Linked DNA regions of Homo sapiens: region 2 is linked to region 1. A link is a loop called in an ENCODE intact Hi-C map of the cell type or tissue named here. Cell type or tissue: A673. All regions are shown on one strand.

Region 1 (5,000 bases):
GTAGTTGGGATGTTGTAATGGTATGAGTGTTTTATGTATTGATGCTTTGTGCTTTGAACCGGTTTCTTCCAACAAGCTGTTGTGTTGCCTGCCCTTGGAATAATGCAGTTTCTTCATGAATAAGTCACATTAAACATGCACAGGAATTTTTTTTAGCAACATCAACTGTGATATTATTATAATCTTAAAGGAGGAGTGGCAATTTGTGAACAACAACTTTGGCAAAAGGCCTTGTGAAAAATTGAGAATCACTTGTTTATTATTGTTCTTTTAAATCCTCTCAAGTCTCTGCCAAAAAGAGACTTAAATATTTGTTGCATCCAGTAAATATCTGTTGAATAAATGAGTGAATGAATTATAGAAGGCAGCATTATAGATTGATTGATACACCACAGTTGAAATGGACAACAGTGTATCCTGTGCATTGACTAAACTGGACCATTGACCAATTCTTGAATGTTTCCAGCACCTTCCCACCCCATGCTTTTGGTCACTCCATTTCTTTAATCTGTAATGTCCTTTCCATCTCTGTGTATCAAAATTCTACCCAGCCATTGGACTAGATCAAAAGCTATTTTTTTCTCCATTTCTCCTGAAGCCTTTGTGGCTTTTTCCATTGCCAGAGCTGGAAATGACTATATCTCAAAAAGTTCCCATTGCTCATGTCTTTTTTGGTACTTAGTATATTTTCCTTGGAGAGCACATACATTATTATTTCCTGGTAAAGCATATGCATTATATATTTCTCTTTAGAATGTAAGTTCTCAAAGAACAGACTGTACTGTATTCATCTTTGCAACACACACACACACACACACACACACACACACACACACACACACGTATTTTAGCAGGGTGTTACATCTGCTAATTTCTCAACCTATTTTGTTGAATTAATTAGGTTATAGGGATTTAACTATTCTTTCTATATTGTAATACCTATAGTTAAAATTCTTATCCTTCATAAAATTTTTCAAAAAGGTGCTGACAAATAGGAAAAACATTGAAATTTGATTTTCTTTGACAATTTAAAGCCTCTGATAGAAATACAAACAACTAGTAGAATGGACAAGGCCTTGAGAGAATTAAGTTTTTAAAAGACACAGAGCAGATAAACTTGTTTTGATTAGTTAGGGATGAACAGAATCACTACGAGAATCATTGATACTTACTCTAAAAATCTAGTGAGCTAATATAGCATTTTTCTTCAGAGGAGGGCAAAATGTTAATTTTTTGAAGTTTTCTGCTTTGGAATTGAGCACGTGTCTCTTCAGTAGTGTCCAGATTTTTTCATAACGTTGCAAATCAAAACAACGATGTCAAAACAATCCTAGAATTATTTCTAGACCCAGTAATGGAACTGACAATAAGTATCAGGGGTTTGCCTGGGTTGGGGGTGGGGCCAGTGTGGAATGCGTTATTTCTCCCTTACTGTCATTCCAGGCAGTTGCCAATTTGGGCTGATTATTTATAGATGACTCTGCAGTGTGACAGGCAGTTCTCCAAGTGAAGCCTCAGGCAGTGAGGTCCTGAGGAAATAGGAAAGACCTGCACATTCCATAGAGCAATGGGGAAGGAACTGCGGGGCAGCCAGAAGCAGTCTTCCCCCAGAGCCCCCTCCTTGTTTTTTCCTTTTAACACAAATGTTCCCGGGGGGTTGCAAAACACTGATTCCTTTTAAAAGGTGTTATAGTAAATTCCCTAGTGGAAGCCTCCTTCCCTACAGAGACAAGCATTAGAGCCCTCAGAAATCTGGGTTACTGACTTGGAAACCAAATAATTGGGGATAAATGAATGGACGAGAGTAAAGAGGCTCCACATAAAAGGAATCCCTTCCGACAGCATCTTTCATGCTGGGGGACATTAGGATGCCAATAGACGCAGCCCATGGGTTTGGGTTGCCAGGTAACCAGGGTACCCGCAGATTTCCATTTTTACTTTATTTCCGATTCAGGAAAGCCTCGTTTCATACAGAGGAAGGGAAGAACACCTCTCCCCCACCCCGCTTATTTAGGTCTAACTAATAACATTCACCTGTTGGTAGCTAAAATGTTTCAGAGGACGCAGTTGTTTTTAAACATTTAAGCTGTTAGAAAATCAACAGGAAACATCGGGATGAAAACGGGAGGGTGGTAACGTAAAGGGCAGCGGTGTTCCTGCTTGGTATTCAGGCAGCCAGTGGAAAAACCCCACGCGTCCCCCCTGGGGTTTCTCAGTTGGCCTGAGCGCATTAATCCTGCTTCAACAATTCAAGCTCTTCTGCCTCCTTGCTGTGAATTTCCTTGCCTCTAGAAAACATTCATGACATACTGAGGAGACTCACCCCATTTGCTTGCTTTTGTTTCTTTAAAAGCTTATTGGTAACCCATTCTTTTCTAATAAAAATAATCAGCCTTTTATGTGTAATTTTGCAATGCAATAAAACCAAACAGAACATTCTCCACTCCAATCCTGTCAAGCAATATGGGGCTAAGTAGTTTTCTTCCCGTTTGATAGAAAAGCAGCCGAATTGAAGAACATCTGAAATTCAATGGAACAAAGGCTAAATAAGCCTGCAGCCCAACATGTGGTTAGAAATGATCTGTTTGGATAGTGTTTATGTCTCTTGAAAATATAGCTGGGTGTGTAAGTGTGTGAGTGTGTGTGTACTGTTGGTGTTTTGTCGTGTTTATCCATCTGGACCCTGGACAGGAAGCTTGCCAAATTGTCCCTTTAGTGCGGCAATGTGCCCTTTAGTGTGGCAATCGGGTTGAGGCTGAGCTGTTTAAGGCTTATCAGCCACAACACTAATATTTTTCTTCTAAGGCAGATAAAAGTCTAGGAAGACTTACTGGGAAGTTTCCACAATTCTGGGTGTTGAGTATGAGTGGTGCTGGAAAGACAGATCTTCAATCTGCAGTCTTTTCACACTGCCGGCCTAGGAAGTTTTTGTCTTTAAAATCTGTCATTTTTCCAAGCTCTTACGAATGAAGGCCAAAGCAAAATGAGCCTTGGTCTGGCTGACAACTGTCATTAGCACTTTGAATAATTAACCCCTGACAGATCAATGAGATGATTTTCCATCAGAAAAACTTGGACATTTAAAAGATTGAACTAAAATGAGCAGAGTACAATAGTTTAGTGCAATTCCTAAAGTTGCTAATAATCTATAAAAGTAATTTTGGTTGAATTAGTAAAGCCTGCTAGCAGACTATTAACCCTAGTGTTTGCATGTTTTCAGATGCCTTTAGTTGCTGAGTCTTCAATGTTAGAGATGCTGTTTGGGTTAGTTATACATTACTCAAGGGAAACCAACAGTGCATATTCATGGTCTCAAATTACAGTACATTATAAAATGTTATTTCTTCCCTAACATTTCTATACAGTTGAAATCTGGGCAAGATGAGCATCAAGGGTAATGCTGAAGGGAAAAAGATGCCACACAAAAAAGCAAAAAAAAGTTCTGAAATGGTATTTGGGCAGGGCTGGCTGCATTCCATAGTCTTCTAGGAGAAGGAGAGGAAAAGAAAATAATTGTGGTTATTTTTATGTGTTTATGTGTATTTGCATACATATACATATTTGTTTGCAGGCATAAATATGAATATGTAAGCACATGTACAAACCTCATTTTTAGCGTGAAGGAATACCACTACATTCTCCTCCAGTTCTCTTTCATAGTTTGGATGCCACTGAATCTAGGCAACTGGAGTCACCCCAGTTGGTCCTACTGCAGGAATGTGTGTCTGTGGAATAGTCAGGAAGAGTAGGAGATGTACTTTTCGGCATGTAGCATATCCTCAATAAAGGTGTGATTTTTCTGAATTATGAGTGAGAAGGGAGGGGTGGGGAGAAGAGAAGCAGGAGAGCCAAAGCATAAGCTACTGTTCTGATAAAAAGTGAAAATATTGGCCCACAGGGAGTGAAAATGCTGGAACTAGGATTTGCAGATCCAGAGACTAAAACGTGACTTTAAATCAGACTGACTGCATCTGCCCATTTTGATGGTGAAGACCCCGTGGGAAAGACTTTTTGATAAATGAACAGGCATTAGTCTTATGACATTTCTCCAACATCCTGCAGTCATCTTGATGGCCACACCTCACTTTTCTTTACTGTCTGCTACTCCTTTGCTTCACTAAAAGCAGAAAAGGTGAATAATTTTCATTCCAAGGTGAGTTCAATTTAAAGTCTCTCCTCTCCTTTTTGAGCTCCAATCAGCAGGGAAATGATTTTATTTAGAATAATTATTAGAAGAATTATTCATAATTCTTCAGAAAGCCAATTTCATAGCATGTAAATGTTGAGTGCAGGCTGTCAGATCCAGTTATGCTGTGACTCCCAAGGATCCTTTCAAGGTTGTGTCCAGTAGCAGGATTTATGTCACAGGACGTTTTTGTCTTATTTATATGTATTACATTGTTTATGCTGCTAAGTTGCAAAAATGGTATTTACTTTCTAGTGATTTACAGTATCTTGCCCTTTTAAAGCAAGCTCTGGTTTTGGTGTAATGTGAGGTTTTGTTTAGGAATAAAATCATGTGGCCTGGAAGAAGTAAAGATGTCTACAGTACTTTGATTTGGTTTACTGTCATGTCTGGTTTCCTCAGCAGGCTCTTGGTCAAAGTATGCATGGGGTGGTGGATGGAAGCTGAAGAAAAGTGATAATGGAATGTAATTTGTCCTTGTTTCCCAATGACTTGGATGGATGTCAGCAAGTTCTTTCCTAATGGAAAAAAGATGGCTGAACCATCAAGCTTTTAGGAGTGCTTTAAATCATTGATCTGTTCTTCCTAAGAAATTATGTCCCACAGGTGCCTACAAATGGGGAGGAAACAATGGGGGGCAACTTACCACTTATCTCCTCTATTCACATGCTCACAGAGAGGGCAATTTGCGAATCAGTTCTATGTGTGCTCTTGAATAGATAGGATTGGGTCATACCCCTCATGAGTATTCAGGAGGGAATTGGAGGAGAGTTTGAGAGCCTATATCTTAGGAAGTTTAAAATGTTTCAAAAAA
Region 2 (5,000 bases), 400 kb after region 1:
GCCTAACCATATCATTCTGCCCCTGGCCCCTTCCAAATCTCATGTTTCTTTCACATTTTAAAACCAATCATGCCTTCCTAACAGTTTCCTAAAGTCTTAATTCATTCCAGCGTTAACCCAAAAGTCCAAGTCTATCTGAGACAAGGCAAGTCTCTTCTACCTAAGAGCCTGTAAAATCAAAAGCCAGTTAGTTACTTACAAGATATAATTGAGCGGGGGTGGGTACAGGCATTGGGTAAATGCTCCTGTTTCAGATTGGAGAAATTAGCCTTAACAAAGGGGCTACAGGTCCCATGAAAGTCTAAAATCTGGCTGGGTAGTCATTAAATCTTAAAGTTCCAAAATGATGTCCTTTGACTCCATGTCTCACATCCAGGTCATGCTGATACAAGAGGTGGGCTCCCATGGCCTTGGGCAGCTCAGCCCCTGTGGCTCTGAAGGGTACAGTTCCACTCCCAGCTGCTTTCACGGCCAGGCTGTTGTTGATTTTCTGTGGCTTTTCCAGGTACATGGTGCAAGCTGTCAATGGATCTGTCATTCTGGGATCTGGAGGACAGTGGCCCTCTTCTTCTCACAGATCTACTAGGCAGTGCCCCTGTGGGGACTTTCTGTGGGGGCTCTGACCCCACATTTTCCTTCTGCACCACCCTAGCAGAGTTTCTCCATGAGGGCTCCATCCCTGCATCACACTTCTGCCTGGACATCAGGCATTTCCTTACATCCTCTGAAATCTCAGCAGATGTTCCCAAACCTCAATTCTTGAATCCTTTGCACCCACAGGCCCAACACCACTTGTAAGCCACCAAGGCTTAGGGCTTGCCTGCTCTGAAGCAATGGCCTGAGCAGTAAGTTGGCCCCCTTTAGCCATGGCTGGGTTGCAGGACACCAAATCTCGAGACCGCACAAAGCAGCAAGGCCTTGGGCCTGGCCCATGAAACTATTTTTTCTTCCTGGGCCTCCAGGCTTGTGATTGGAAGGGCTGCCGTGAAGACCTCTGACATGCCTTAGAGACATTTTCTCCATTGTCTTGGTGATTAACATTTGGCTCCTTGTTACTTATGCAAATTTCTGCAGCTGCTTGAATTTCTCCCTAGAAAATGGGTTTTTCTTTTCTGTCACATTGTCAGGATGCAGATTTTCCAAGCTTTTATGCTCTCCTTTCCTTTTAAACATAAGTTCCAATTTCAGATCATCTCTCTCAAGTTCAACGTTGAACTCTCTCAAGTTCAAGTTCTCTCTCTGCTCAAGATCTCTAGGGCAGAGGCAAACTGCCACCAGTCTCTTTACTAAAGCATAGCAAGAGTGACCTTTGATTCAGTTCCCAATGAGTTCCTCACCTCCATCTGAGACCACCTCAGCCTGGACTTCATTGTCCATCTCACTATCAGCATTTTGGTCAAAACCATTCAACAAGTCTCTAGGAAGCTCCAAACTTTCCCACATCTTCCTGTCTTCTTCTGAGCCCTCCAAACTGTTCCAGCCTCTGCCTGTTATCCAGTTCCAAAGTTGTTTTCACATTTTCACATTTTTGGGTATGTTTTTAACAGTGCCCCACTCCCAGTACCAATTTACTGTATTACTCCATTTCCATACTGCTATAAAAAACTGCCCAAGTCTGGGTAATTTATAAAAGAAAGAGGTTTAATTAACTGACAGTTCAGCATGGCAGGGGAAGTCTCAGGAAACTTACATTCCTGGCGGAAGGTGAGGGGGAAACAAGGCACCTTCTTCATAAGGTGACAGGAAGGAGAATGAATGCAGGAGGAAATACCAAACTCTTATATAACCATTGACTCTTGTGAGAACTCACTTATTATCACAAGAACAGCATGTGGAAAACCACCCCCATGATCCAATTACCTCCACCTGGTCTCTCCCTTGACAAGTGGGGATTATAGGGATTGTAATTCAAGATGAGATTTGGGTGGGGACATAAAGCCTAACCATAGTACAACCTAAAGAATTTTCCCTGTTACAGATATTCTCACCTCAGTTTATAGGTGAAAAACTGAGACTCTGTAAGGTTAAGGAACCAATCTATGTATATATAGTGTGGGAGACTTGATTAAAACCTGTTCTCATTTCAGCTAAACATTCCACCTGCCAAGTAACATGCTACTTAAGAATAAATATATTTGTTTGTTTGGGTTGTTTTTTGTTTGCTTTTTTTGTTTTGCCTTATTTATGGGTGACCTTGTTTTTGTTTCCAAAGAGAGTTTGCTGTCTGACTGTGTAACTTTCCTGCTTGCACCCTAGCAGATGGATATCTGTGTAGCTGTTTTGTGACACTCTTTACCTGCCCTGCTCCCTCAAGGCCAGATTCTGTTTTTTTCAGGTCTTCAGCACAGAATAGATTATCTGTAGAACCACACTTACCCCACCAGACCTGAGCATTTTAAATCTGAAAATTGTTGAGAAGGATCCAAGCTGAGCATCTCAGCTTATACCATTGCAGAATCTTTCGAAAGACTCTGTAGTTGTCTAGTCAGGGTAGAAGAAAGGATTCTTCTTCTTTGTTTAAACATGTGTTGGCTGGCCTTCATGTCCCTAGACAGTGTCCTGCCATTCTGGAAGACCAAATGGCAGATAATTGGGCTTAGGATTTAGGGGAAAAACTACTTCCATGCTTTGTGAACAATAAGAAAAGAAAAGGAACAAGTAAAGTGATTTTTCAAAGGTTAAATACAGTAACACCTCCTGAATTTAGCTTTGCTGGAGACAGCTGCTTCATAAGTGAATTCCGAAGAAACACTTTAAGTACCAAAACCGGTTTATAAAAACCTATTTTGACAATTATAAGATTGAAATCCTTCTAAGATCTGTTGCATACTTCCCTGCTTTGCTCTCTGAATCAGAACTCTCCTAATGTCATCTATTTGCTTGGAAACTTAGGGTCCTCATTATTGACTATTTTTTGATGACCATACAATGGAGTACTCAATGCTTTCTTATAATTCAATCCTGCTTTTATATAATATTGGTTTTCTATTATATATTTTTATATGATAATTTTCTCTATCAACTGCTTTATCTTATGGCTGTTGTTCTTTACTACTGCTTTAAATATTGTCTTATTTTATATGCAATATGCATGAGGCCTGATTCCAGCCTGTCTTCTAGAGTAGAGAGTGAAGAATATGAAGCAGCTTCTTTTCTCTAACCACATCTGTTGTTTTTGGGGTATCTTTATAACAGTGTTGTTTTAAACTACTATGTTTGTGGTAATTTCATTTACATCTGTTGTCTCTAGGTGGGCCTGGACACAGAACATCACTGTGTTTCAGGGAGAGAGAGGAAGCAGAATTTGGCTAAATAAATACCTGCTTAATAATAATAACTATCATTTTGCTGAGCACTTGTGAGGTTTCTGGCACTGTGCCTTATCTCTTTTAAACTTCCCAACAAGGCTTAGAGGAAGATTTGCCAGGCATTGTGCTAAATGTTTAATTCATATTATCTCATTTAATGCTCAGACATCCCTATGAGCCTCAGGAGAAGAAGGTAACTTGGACTTAAAACGAAGGCAGATTATAACCTCATCTCACTGGATCCTGGGAGAGATTTGGCATCACAGTGGAATTACAAATTATATCATAAAAGGTTCCATTTAACAAGGTTGCCTGGAGTCACAGAGCAAATGGCAGAACCAAGATTCAATTCTGATTGTTCCAGGGAGCATGTTTTTAAGCACCATTCAGTTGGCCTTAATTTTCTTATTTGCATTTTCTACCTTGTTTCTCTGCTTAGTACAGCAGGCTTCCTCTAGGGCTTGGCCTACCTAACTCCTTTTAGCTCGTCTTTCCTAGGATGGGACTCCTCTCCCTGCTGTAGTCTACTTGCCTTAGACATATCTCCTTGTGTCCCCCAATAATTTTTTTTGACTTCCAAATTGGACTCCATATATGCACCTGCTGTATCCTTTGTACACTGTGCTGAGAATAGTCCAGTTGTCCAGGATATTTAAGTTTACATTTATATATGCCAGTCTGTCTTTTTTCAAGCATATCAGTATTACATTTATTTAAAAACAGGCTATGTCATCTATCTGGCCTATAGAAAATGCACCTATGGATCTATAGATCCTTTGCCATACCTTGAAGTCCCCTGGGGACTGAGTCCACAGGTTGAGATCACTGTCCAGGAGCAGTGTAACTTAATGTCAGAGAGCCAGGCTCAGCAGCAGTCAAATAGATTTGTATTCAAACTGTGATTCTCCAGCTCTCTAGGTTCTGTGATATTGGCTATGAATCTCAACTACTACCCAGCATGAGTACCTTTTCCTAAGGATTATTTTAACGTTTCAGTGAGATCAGGCATTTAAACTGCTTAACACATAATATCAAGACAGCAATCTATTCGTATATGGAGGCCATGGTTTGGAGGTTAAAGACAGTTAAAACAACTATACACTAACTTTGACCATGCTACACTGGATCCCTGGCTTATTTGGTAATACAATCTCAATTTACAAGTTCTATTACATAATACAATTGAAATAAGGACTTGCACTATCTAGATAGTGAAGAGACTTGAAACCAAGCTATATACTCATGACCTGTACATCACAGAGTCATTCCATGTGGTATCATTCTCCTCTCCTGTCTCTGTCAGGCGCTATGGTGCAGAATCCAGGCCTGGATTTGAAGTTCTTACTCACCTCCCACAGATGTGGGAAATCTCACTGTAGCCCCAGGAAGGTCCCTCTCTCCCTCGTGGTACTCCTCCTGTGTTCCACTCTTTCCTGCAGACTTTCTCTTCCCTGCATAACTTCTCTTCCCCACAGGCTTCATTTCTCACTGGAAAGTCCTGGAGACTCTGCCACAGAAACCCTGGTGATCTACCATCCTAATTGACAACCATGCAAACAAAGGAAAGATGGCTCAAGGAGACAGAGTATTCATCTGTAATCTTTTAGAGGATGGCCAGAATAATAGCTACTGTAACTAAACCTACCATATCCCACTTAATCTTTCCATTACTCCAGTGGAGCAAGTTCTGCT

The links. Peaks named below come from ENCODE experiments on the same cell type or tissue, not always from the same donor. Only the 100,000 strongest peaks of a DNase experiment are listed, where the experiment ranks them.
Region 2: it touches region 1 in a loop (2.3-fold over the local background); 3 of 110 quality-filtered maps call a loop at or near these places.

What each region holds. Positions count from the first base shown.
Region 1 is chr5:113,691,181-113,696,180 of GRCh38, forward strand. LOC107986441 (a long non-coding RNA gene) reads left to right here. Exons shown (of 3, transcript XR_001742841.1): 3 at 3,899-4,147. Among named protein-coding and RNA genes, the nearest start is that of YTHDC2, 180 kb to the left of the region's middle. In A673, no CTCF peak of the experiment used is centred here; a DNase peak (open chromatin) is centred at 2,211; H3K27me3 peaks cover 2,059 bases.
Region 2 is chr5:114,091,938-114,096,937 of GRCh38, forward strand. It overlaps a transcript of KCNN2 not described here. Among named protein-coding and RNA genes, the nearest start is that of KCNN2, 270 kb to the right of the region's middle. In A673, no CTCF peak of the experiment used is centred here; no DNase peak of the experiment used is centred here.